Regions from separate parts of the Mus musculus genome. Here all the other regions are linked to region 1. The links are chromatin contacts, found by Hi-C or POLR2A ChIA-PET in ENCODE. All regions are on one chromosome and are shown on one strand. Each heading gives the region's core, a stretch centred on a gene start or an enhancer-like site at or near the end of the contact. The rest is flanking DNA. Distances are from core to core; before and after follow the strand shown. Region 1 holds the start of Timm13 (translocase of inner mitochondrial membrane 13). Region 2 has its middle 4.1 kb from the start of Dot1l. Region 3 holds the start of Sgta (small glutamine-rich tetratricopeptide repeat (TPR)-containing, alpha).

The links. A loop is a pair of places that touch in the nucleus more often than their neighbours do. ChIA-PET counts read pairs that join two places held with the same protein, here RNA polymerase II (POLR2A).
Region 2: a loop to region 1 is called in a map of left cerebral cortex, with 2.5 times the contacts of the local background. The contact joins the enhancer-like site here to the promoter of Timm13 in region 1. A Hi-C loop is called at or near these places in 1 of 37 maps with a recorded cell type or tissue (left cerebral cortex). POLR2A ChIA-PET finds 5 or more read pairs at or near these places in 3 of 5 experiments (Patski and embryonic stem cell).
Region 3: POLR2A ChIA-PET joins it to region 1 with 10 read pairs in Patski. The contact joins the promoter of Sgta here to the promoter of Timm13 in region 1. POLR2A ChIA-PET finds 5 or more read pairs at or near these places in 2 of 5 experiments (Patski and embryonic stem cell).

What each region holds. Positions count from the first base shown.
Region 1 is chr10:80,898,777-80,902,686 of GRCm38, forward strand. Timm13 (translocase of inner mitochondrial membrane 13) reads right to left here and starts at 2,193. Exons shown (of 3, transcript NM_013895.4): 1 at 1,848-2,193; 2 at 1,706-1,774; 3 at 674-1,483. The coding sequence starts at 1,967. The coding sequence ends at 1,385. It overlaps Lmnb2 (lamin B2), which reads right to left. Exons shown (of 12, transcript NM_010722.5): 12 at 2,587-3,910. Tmprss9 (transmembrane protease, serine 9) reads left to right here. Exons shown (of 18, transcript NM_001081688.2): 18 at 403-718. The coding sequence ends at 564.
Region 2 is chr10:80,749,218-80,752,976 of GRCm38, forward strand. No RefSeq gene overlaps it. Among named protein-coding and RNA genes, the nearest start is that of Dot1l, 4.1 kb to the right of the region's middle. Within about 2 kb of position 2,339, at least 2 of the 3 ENCODE cell types and tissues checked have a DNase peak (open chromatin) inside an H3K27ac peak, as active enhancers do; they include left cerebral cortex, where a contact is called at or near this core.
Region 3 is chr10:81,058,821-81,062,197 of GRCm38, forward strand. Sgta (small glutamine-rich tetratricopeptide repeat (TPR)-containing, alpha) reads right to left here and starts at 1,451. Exons shown (of 12, transcript NM_001358550.1): 1 at 1,308-1,451.

The sequences.
Region 1 (3,910 bases), core at 943-3,442:
TCATATAAAAACTGGTGCTTACAGACTATGTGCGCTTGTAACTCCATTCTGTGCGGGTAGCAACAGGGGGACTAGCGGGGAACTGGCCACCACCTACTTCCAGGTTCACAGAGAGGCCCCGTGTCAGTGGAATGGAATGGAAAACGACAGATAACCATTTAGCACCCTGCTCTGGCCTGCACATGCGCAGCACACACACACACACGTTGTTCCTTGGGACAAGGACCCTGCAGAGGCATAGCCAGTGCAAATAATGAAGCACATTAGCACTGAACCCATTCCCCACAGGGCAAAAGTGAGGCTCTTGGCAGCCTCTCTCTCACTCAGGGGCCTTGTGAGTGCAGTTGCAGGAGTCATGCCTGCTCCCGAGGGATGCTCGTCTGAGGACACTCTCTCCTTTAGGGTGATGCAGGGGGACCCCTGGCCTGCAGGGAGCCATCTGGCCAATGGGTGCTAACTGGGGTCACCAGCTGGGGCTACGGCTGTGGCAGGCCCCACTTCCCAGGTGTCTACACTCGAGTGGCTGCTGTGCTGGGATGGATAGGCCAGAACATCCAGGAATGATTGCCCTGTGGCTAGCAACCCAGGCGTGGACTGAGAAACACAGCTACGGGCCACCCACCCCACGCTGAGGAGTTGGTAGCAGGCAAACATGGGAGTCCGATGGGAACTAGCTGTGACTGTGTATATTGTTCCAATAAACAGAGTCCTTTCTCCTACTGGCTCAGAACCTCTGTCAAAGCCACGAGTCTCCAGGAGCAGGGCATGTCTCCAACTTGGCTCCTTTGGTGCTTATGTTTTGGTGGGACTGACCAAATTGACCAAATCTCATGTACCAATCCTCTTGCCTCCACACTTAACCCACCCTCAAGTGCTGGGCAGACAGGTGTGCACCACACTTGGTTTATTCAGAGTTAAGGTCAGCACCCTGGGCCTCATGCATGATAGGTGAAGGCTACATGAAGCCTTGCTTCTTAACCTCGGCTGGTCTCCCCGGGATGACCAAACACCTGAGATCATGCTCCGAATTCCCTGAGAGCCAGCAGCCCACTGACCCCAAGGGGAAAGATACCCTGGGAGGTCTGGGCCTACTCAGGGGAAGGGACCTGAAGCAGTGAGGTGACACGCCTGCTTTACTGCCCCAGCAGCGATTTATTGGCCTGCTCTCCTGAGGTCACAGGTCAGTGGGGCCAGCCAGATCCCTGTGCTCTGTCGGGTCCTCACTCTCTTCTGAGATTGAGCTGGACGCAGCAACCCAGGGGAGAGGCCTCGATCCCCAAGCCCTCCATGCTGCCAGACTTCAGGGCGGCTAGGAGGAGACACCCTAACTGGCAGGGAAAACAGTTCAGACCATAAGCACGGTGTCCCGAGGCACAGGTCCCGGTCACATGTTGGCTCGTTCCCGCTGCAGTCGAGAGTTGTAGGCGCGGGACACGGTATTCCAGGCGTCCATGTAGCGGTCCATGCACATGGCGATGCATTTCTGCAAAGCGTGGAGGGGGATCCCTGACTGACGGTCACACGACCCGAGGATCACCCATGAAGGCTGCACCGATCTAGGCACAGAAGCCGGGTCCTCACCCCGCGCACGCGCACAACTTCCTCAGTAGCTAAGGCTAGAGGCCGCGCACGCGCACATCTCTCAACCTCCTAGACGCTCCTGACCCCGCGCCCCTCACCACCCCGGGTTCCCGAGATGTCTCACCTGCTCCGAGTTATCCAAGGAGCCCCCGGGCTTCCCGATGCACTTCCGGAAACACTTGTCCGTCATTCTCTGTGGACACACGCGAGGTCTCAGCGGGGACTCACCCGGGGAACCCCGCCACCAACCCCGGCGCGCCCCGCACCTGGAGCAGCTCCTGCGCGTTGGCCACGGCGATCTGCACTTTCACCTGCTCCATAATGGCCCCCGGGTCCAGCTTCCCGCCACCCGTGCCGCCAAAATCCGAGCCGAAGCCGCTGTCCATGGCTGCTCAGTCAACCGGGCCACGGTCGCGCACACCGACCATACGCCCCGGAAGCCAAGCCGGGGCACCACGGGAAACAGAGGCTGAGTCGATTCCCACAAGGCAGCGCGCGTCGTCAGCAGTCTGACAAAGCTGCGGCCTGAGTCACCATGGAAACAAGTTAAACTACACCTCCCACAAACCCGTGCGCGCCGTGCACTCTGACCTCGGAGGCTCTATGGGAAACTGCAAACTCCTGCTCCCACAAGGCTGTGCGCGCCGTCCCTAAGCACTGTCCTTTGGCTTCTAGAAAGGAAGGAAACCCGAACCACAATTCCCAGAAGGCTGTGCAACTTCCCGCGTGAGCCCACTGACTTTTGACGCCCTGGCAAGGGCTGGACCAGGGTCATTTTGTCCTGGACCTCCCCGCTGCGCATGCGTACAATATAAAATCCTCGCTGCTTTTTTTTTTTTTTTTTAATATGTTTTTTTTTTAAAGTTATACGGATGGTTGTGAGCCACCATGTGGTTGCTGGTATTTGAACTTCGGACCTTCGGAAGAGCAGTCCGGTGCTCTTACCCACTGAGCCATCTTACCAGCCTGCTGCTCCTATCTTAATCTGAAGATCTACTCTGAGGCTGCAGTTAAAGTCAATGTTTATTTGAGTATACAAAAGTTTCCAGTTGTAAAATGTATATTACAAATCATAGGCGTAAAAGAAAAGGTGGAACACACGTTTGGCATGCATCTTATAAAAGAAACAATCTGTAGAGCTGAGCGATGTGCGCAGTGCCGGCGGCTCCCCAGCAGCAGTGCCACTCCGGTAACCATCTCACCTAGCCAGGGCCAGAAACAGACCCCTGAGGACCTGCAGATTACTCTAGACCTGCTCCTCAAATACAAGGAAGCTAGCTCCAGTGCAGAGTACACCTGCCCTGTGGGCAAGGCAGCAGAGCTGCGCAGTGACTGCAGCCAGCCATAACTATCCAGGATCCAACGCCGGTCACAAAGAAAACGGAGGTATCTAGAAGCAGGAGGTGGCTGGTGGGTTCTGGAGGTTGGTGGCAGTGGTGGCATCCTGTGGCCAAGAGCTCTTGCCTTGGGGGAAGACTAGGCCTGGACTCTTCCTACCATCAGCTGTGCCAGGAGAGAGAAAGAACTCGCCCTAGCTCAGTAAAGGAAGCTGCCAGTTGTGGCAGCTCCAGGCCTGAACCCCCAGAGCATCATCCCAGTGAGCTGCGTTACTGACCGATGTAAAAAAATAAATATTCTTTAAAAAAATACCATGTGTCAGTGGTGGGGAGGTGACAGGTGAAACTGGCTGGCTCCTGGCACTAAGTTGCAGGGAAGCAAGTTTCCAGGCCTTGCCATCGAGGTGGGGCACAGAGGGGCCACACAGTATTCATACAGGAGAGGCCAGGAGCATAGCTAGTGTGGCCACACTCATGTGAGCAGTCACTGGCTGGGAACCTGCAGCCTTTGCTCCTGAAGGCACAACGCCCACGGTTTGCCTGTCCCCTTCAGTCTTAGGATGGGAGGCGTCGTCCCATGTGTGAACTCGCTCCTCCTTGGTCCTCCGCTTTAGAAGGGACTAGAACAATTCAGAATCTGGGACCAGAGAAGCCTGTGAATGCCCTGGAGCTGGGGACTGTTATAAACCCTTCAGATTCAGAGCACAAAGCTGGGCCATCCCTGGTTTCAGGTGCCATCAACTCCAGGAGAGGAGGGTCTGCCCTGTGTCCTAAGAGCCACCACATCCTGACAGGCTAGTGGGCCCCACAGCACTCTTGGATTCTGAATTTGATTTGATTTGAAAGGCTTCAAAGAAAACAACTGAATCACCAGTTTCATACAAAGTCCACCCTGAGCTAGCAGCCATTCTCCTGCCCCAGATCCAGGCCCAAGTCCCTCAGCCTGCGGGTTCCTAGCCCCAGGCCTCTATACCATCTTGACGGCATGGGGC
Region 2 (3,759 bases), core at 1,089-3,588, 150 kb before region 1:
ATTTAAAAAAAAAATTAAAGAAAAATCAGGTGTAGTGAGTGTTGCATGCCATTAATCCCAGCACTCCGAAGCAGATCTCTGTAAATTCAGGGCCAGCCTGATTTATGTAGTGAGTTCCAGGACAGTATAGCCCTGGCTGTCCTGGAACTTACTTTGTAGACCAAGTTGGCCTCGAACTCAGAAATCTGCCTGCCTCTGCCTCCCGAGTGCTGGGATTAAAGGCGTTCACCACCACACCTGGCAAACAAATACTTTAAAACAACTCTTCATTACATTTATTTATTTATTTATTTATGGTGTGCATGCTTGCTTGTGTGCGTGTGGAGGTCAGTGGGCATTTCCCAGAAGTTGGTTCTCTCCTATCCATTGCCAGGGTCTCAGCATGCCAGCATTGCCATTGATCAGACTCCAGCATGCCAGCAGCAGCTCTGCCGAAAGCATCTCTGTAGCCTTGGTTGGTTTTGTTCTGAGTAGGTTACATCAACTTGAGACAGCTAGAATCATCTTGGAAGATAGAGCATCGACTGGGTAAAGGCCCTAACCAGACTGATCCCTGGGCCATTTTCTTGGCCGAGGTCCAGTAGAGTGAACTGGCCACGGGGGCAAGCCATTCTGCAGTCCTCCTCCATTGCCTATGCCCAAGGTCCTGCCTGCCTTCAGGTTCCAGGCCTGAATTCTCTTGGTGATGCGCTACACCTGCAGGATGAAATATTGCTTCCACTCCCAGCACCTTTGCTCAGGGTATTTCAGGGTGGATTTTTAGTATGTTTATTTGTTTGTTTGTTTTGCTCTTTGTTTTGGGGTTTTTGTTGTTGTTGTTGTTGTTGTTGTTGTTGTTGTTGTTGTTTCTCAAGACAGGGTTTCTCCGTGTAGCCCTGGCTGTCCTGGAACTCACTCTGTAGACCAGGCTGGCTTTGAACTCAGAAATCTGCCTGCCTCTGCTTCCCAAGTGCTGGGATTAAAGGTGTGTGCCACCACTGCCCGGCATTAGTTTTTTGTTTGTTTATTTTGTTTTGTTTTTTAAAGAATTATTTACTTTATATATGTGAGTACACTATAGCTGTCTTCAGACACCCCAGAAGAGGGCATCAGATCCCATTACAGATGGTTGTGAGCCACCATGTGGTTTCTGGGAATTGAACTGAGGACCTCTGGAAGAGCAGTCAGTGCTCTTAACTTCTGAGCCATCTACACACACACACACACACACACACACACACTTTTTTTTCAAGACAGAGTCTCTGTGTAGCCCTGGTAATCTTGGAGCTTGCTCTGTAGACTAGGCTGACCTTGAACTCACAGAGATCAGCCTGCCTGTCTCCAGAGTGCTGGGATTAAAGGCGTGTGCCATCACTCCTGGCCTATTTTCTGTTCTTTAAACAGTTTATTTACTCTGTATGTCTGTGTTTGTGTGTGCCTGCAGGTGTATATATGGGTGGGTAGGGCATGGAAGTCAGAGGATAGCCTAGGCTGTGATCCCCAGAGGATAGCCTCGGCTGTGTTCTTCAGGACTGCTGCCTACTCCTTTTGAGCCAGTTTCTCCTAGCCTGGAACTCATTAATTAGACTAGGCTGGCTCCTGTCTGTGCTTTTCCAGTTCCTGAATTCCAGGGGCCACCACCCCAGGGCTGGCACCAGGGCATGCCACCACCCTAGGCCTGACACTTGTGTGTGGGCACCAGAACTAAAATAGGATTCTTGTCTTTGAAGGCAAACTCCTCACCAACTGAGCCATTCCTCTGGCCCTTTTCTTTGTTTATGAAAGTATATGTGTCCAATGTGTATGGAGGTCTGAGCTTGAAGTCCTGCATCTCCATCTCTCTCCACCTTAGACATGGACATGAGGTCCCTCTTTTAAAAAAAAGAAAGAAAGAAAAGAAGAGAAGAGAAGAGGAGAGAAGAGAAGAGAAGAGAAGAGAAGAGAAGAGAAAAGAAAAGAAAAGAAAAGAAAAGAAAAGAAAAGAAAAGAAAAGAAAAAAGATGTATTATATATATGAGTGTTCTATCTCCTGCACGACAGAAGAGGGCAGCAGATACCCTTGTTGATGGTTGTGAGCCACTATGTGGTTGCTGGGAATTGAACTCAGCAACTCTGGAAGAGCAGCAAGTGCTCTTTATAGATCTTCTCAGTCATCTCTTAACTGCTCTGCCTCCACCTCCCAGTGCAGTGGTGGGTGAGAGGCTAGTTCACCACACCCCGTTTATGAGAGTTGTTCCGGCGATGCAGCTCAGGGTTTCCCACGTTCCAGGTCAGCTCTCCACCCACTTATCCCATATCTGGTGTTGGTCTGGAACTTAAACTCCCCACTCTTGAGAGTACTTTGGAGTTCAGGCACAGTGCTGGCTGGGAGGGAGTGGCCGATGGCAAACCCCCGGCTTCCTCGGCTATTACTCAGACTTCCAGAAATAGAGCCGAGTGCGCACACATATAGAAACGGAGGTTATTTTAAGATGTGACTCACAGGATCCTGTGGGCTCTCAGCCCAAAATTAGCAGAACCGGCCAGCGCCTTGAAACCAAGAAGGTGCAGGAAGCTGCAGAGGAACTTCTAAGACAGAGGCTGGGGATGTGGGGAGACTTCCCGCTCCCTCTGGAGCCACGGTGTGGGCGAGGGGACTTCCCTCTCCCTCTGGACCTAGGCTTTCTCTTGCTTCTTTTAGGTTTTAAGCTGAGTTTGGTAACAAAAGGTAAAAGGATATCTGGGCACGGGTGGGGGTGTCTTCTTGAGGTCCTGAGCATACATACCCCTCACATCCCAGACTCCTCGTGCCCGCATGGAACCCTCCATATCCCAGCACATAATCCTTAAAATTCCAGCACTTGGGGTGCCGGAAGGCGATGAGTTAAAACTTTCCTGGGCAATATATATAGACACTAAATCTTAAACTCCCGTGTAGAACCCCCAGTGAGGGAGGGGCTGGGAGTGTGGACAGGGCTGGAACTCTATCTAGAATCCTCCAATGAGGGGTTGAGGCATGGTTAGGGTTAAGCCCTGCCTCCTGGGGGTGGGGGAGGAAAAGGGGTGGGCTGGGGGCGTGGTCAGGGGTGGAGCCTCGCCTAGAATCCTCTGTGAGTGATTGGGGGCGTGTTTGGCAAGGAAGTGCTTGGCCCTAGCTCCTAGGAGGCACCAGGCTATGCCCTATTAGCTCTGGCAATGAAAGCATGAGAGACCTGGGAAATTCTCTCCACTACCACTGAAGTTGGGACATTGTCTTGTAGGGAAAGATGAGCCTCACTCTGGACAACACAAGGAGAAAGTAATAGCTACAAGGCACGGAGGAGAGCTCTGTGTAGGAATCCCCTAGAGTGAGTAACAGGATTGGCCTTCTCTCTAAAGGGCATGAGGAAGTAGGTCAGATATAAAGAACGTTCACAGTCTGTCACTGCAGCAGCAGGCTGGGGGGCTGCTGGTCAAGGTCTGCTCTTAGACTAGCTTAGTGGGACAGTATTTGCTCAAGTTCATTTCCTTAATCAAGCAGGAAATAAAGAAAAGAAAAGAAAAGAAAAGAAAAAGAAAAGGCATTCAAGGTCATTCTGGCCTACAGAAGACTGTCCCAAGAACACCACCAGCAACAACCAGCCAAAGCTGAAGCAGAATGGACATGGTGCCTCCAGAGGGCTTTATCTCAGCACTCCACTCGGGAGGCAGAGGCAGGCCGATCTCTGTGAGTTTAAGGCCAGCCTGGGCTACTTATCAACTTTCTTTTGTTTTGTTTTGTTTTGTTTTTTAAAATTTTTTTCCAGACAGGGTTTCTCTGTA
Region 3 (3,377 bases), core at 201-2,700, 160 kb after region 1:
CAGAGACATAACAATTTCAACTGACTTTCTTTGTTTTTGTTGTTGCTAACATTTCATTTTTGGTTTTGGTTTTTCAGGACAGGGTCTCACTCTGCAACCTGGCTGTCCTGGAACTCATTCTGTAGACCAGAGGCTGGCCTCGAACTCTGAGAGCTCCTCCTGCCTCTGCCTCCTGAGTGCTGGGATCAAAGTCGGACACCACTACAACCTGGCTTTTGAGACAAGAGGATTTCACCATGTAGCCCAACATAGCCTTGAACTTCACTTCCATCCTCCCGATTCAGCCTCCTACAAGCTGGGATGACAGCCAGCAAGCCCAGCTTACAACTAAACGGGCCCAGACTGACATCCTTTTTACGTTAATTATGATGCCAGATGAGGTGGTGGCACCTACAGTCCTGGCAGAGGTGGCGCTGAGGCCAGCCTGGCTCACATAGTGAGTTCCAGGACAGCCAGAGACAGATAAAGACTTTGTCTCAAAACAAACAAACTATTAATTATGTCGATTTCATTTTCAGACAGGGTCTCACGTTGTGGTCCAGCTACCTCCACCGTGTTAGGTATCCAAGGCTGGGCCTGAACTCACTCCCCGCGATCCAGCTGTCTCCCCCTCTCAATTGAAAGACTGGATTATAGGTTGTGGACCAAAGTTCTAGACTATTTGCTCGAGTCTTTGCTTTTGGTTGTTTCGTTTTCTGAGACAAAGTATGTAGTCCTTGCTAGCATGGAAGTCCCACGATACTCCTGCCTCTGCCCATGTGTCAGCACACCTGCCTTACCATTGTTTTAAGAAAACTCCTCCTCAGAGAGGTCAAGCTATTTGCCCTAGCATGCACAGCTGGCCCTCTGCCCTTCAAACCCACACACTACCTACCTTTGGCACCAAAATCAAACACACCCTCCCAATGGGAAGGAGCACCCACAACTGCTCAGACAATGGTGACAACGTCCATTGTACAGAAGAGGAAAACTGAGGCTGTGGGCAGGCAACAGGCTAAGCAAGGTCACCAGGGTGAGGAATGGCAATGTAAGAGGGTCTTAGACCTTAGGGGCCCCGAGAAAACTGAGATCCGCCCCACACACACCTAAACGCTGACCTTTTCGTGAGAAAAAGCGACGAGGGGTGGGGGTGGGTTGGGACGCTGTCTGCCTCAGTTTCCTCTCTGCGCCGCCCGCTCACGTGACCCCGAAGAGAGCAGAAGTCCGGATCACAAGCCACCTTTGTCCCAGGGGCTCCCGAGCACAGCGAAGCTAAACCCACAGACCCCCGACGCCCATACGGGGCACGGCGGAGCCCCCAGCCTCACCTCTCAGTCGACCGAAGACCCGACCCACCGACGGCTGCGCCTGCGCACCGCGGCGCAGCCAAGCTCCGCCCTCAGGACCAAGACGCCTGCGCAGAAAAAAACCATTTCCTGTGTAGGTTTCCTTTTGCGCATGCGCTCAAGTGCACCCTTCGCTCTAAAACAGAAGTGACGTCACGCGAAGAGGGGGGTCACAAGCTGGTTGTTATGGAAACTGCCCTCTGGAGGCATCAGGAAAACCGGAAGTTAGTCTGACAGTCACCAAGCGGGTCAGGCCTAAAGCACGGTGGGGCGGCGGCGGACCCCTGAGGCACCAAGGCAGACCACGTGGTATGGAGTCTGTCACGTGATCTAGCTGCTTTCAGCAAGACAAATCTGAATCAAAGCCACTAACTGATGCTATGAAGTTTTTGGTTCTGTTTTCGTAATTTTTTTTTTTAAAGATTTATTTATTTTTATATGTAGGTACACTGTAGCTGTCTTCAGACACACCAGAAGAGGGCATCGGATCTCATTGTGGATGGTTGTGAGCCACCATGTGGTTGCTGGGATTTGAACTCAGGACCTTTGGAAGAGCAGTCAGTGCTCTTACCTGCTGAGCCATCTCACCAGCCCCCTGTTTTCGTAATTTTTTTTTTCTTTTTCCTTTTTTTAAAATGACAATACTACGAGCCCAGCCTGGCCCGGAACTCTTCATCCACTTCGCCCATCTTGGAAACTGGCATATCCCACTTTCTGTGAAAGCAGTAAGTGTGATTAACCACTAAACAATCTACTTCACTTATTTTTATATTTAAAACCTATTTACAAACTTATCTTTTGCACACCCCAACTTCTTTCTGATGCCTAAAAGAAAAACAAAGATTAGCAGCCAGACAGTGGTGGTGCTCGCCTTTAATCTCAGCACTGGAGAGGCGGGGGAATCGCGGTGAGTTTGAGGCAAGCCTTGTCTACAAAGGATAGCCAAAGCTACACAGAAAAACCTGTCTCAAAAAATAAAAACAGGAGCCGGGCGTGGTGGCCCACGCCTTTAATCCCAGCACTCGGGATGAGTTCGAGGCCAGCCTGGTCTACAGAGCGAGTTCCAGGACAGCCAGGGCTACACAGAGAAACCCTGTCTCAAAAAACCAAAAATAAATAAAAAAATAAAAATAAAAATAAAAACAGGTCGGGCGTGGTAGCGCACGCCTTTAATCCCAGCACTCGGGAGCCAGAGGCAGGCAGATTTCTGAGTTCCAGGCCAGCCTGCTCTACAAAGTGAGTTCCAGGACAGCCAGGGCTATACAGAGAAACCCTGTCTCGAAAAACCAAAAAAAAAATTAATAAATAAAAATAAATAAAACCAACTTATCTTTACTTTTGAATTATGTGGATGTCTATGTGTGGGTGTCTGCATGGGAATACAGTGCCTATAAAAATCAGAAGAGGGCATGGAATCCCCAAGGCTAGAGTTGGGTGCAGTGCAATTCAGGCCCTCTGCAAAAGCTGTATGTACTCTACTTTTTTTATTTTCTTTGAGACAGGGTCTCATACCGTAGGCAAGGTTGGGCTAAAACTGCACTACCCAGTTTGCAATATGTACTCTTAACCATTGAACTATCTCTCCTATTTTCATTTTACCATGTCTTACTATGTAGCTCAGGTTGACCTTAAATTTATGGAATTCCAGGTGGGCCATGGTGGCACAGGCCTGTAATCCCAGCGCTCAGTAGGCAGAGGCAGGAGGATCTCTGTGAGTTCCAGGACAGCCAGGGCCACACAGAGAAACCCTGTCTTGGAAGCAGAAAAGAAAAGCAAGAACTCTGTCCATCCCCCTGCATCAGTGTCCAAGTGCTGATATGATATGCTGTGATCCTGCCAATCCTCTGCACACACCCCACCTTTGACATGGCGTAGTTATAATTACCAAACTTAGTGTCCTGGGTTGGTTAGGGATGTGAGGTGTGCAATAAGTCAGGATAGAAAAGCTGTGAGGGACGTGAGAGGAGAGAAGATGTTGCCACCTTCACAGGAACTGATGCCATTCTCTATCAGAGAATTCCAGGGCAATTACCAACTCTTTAAGACTTTTCT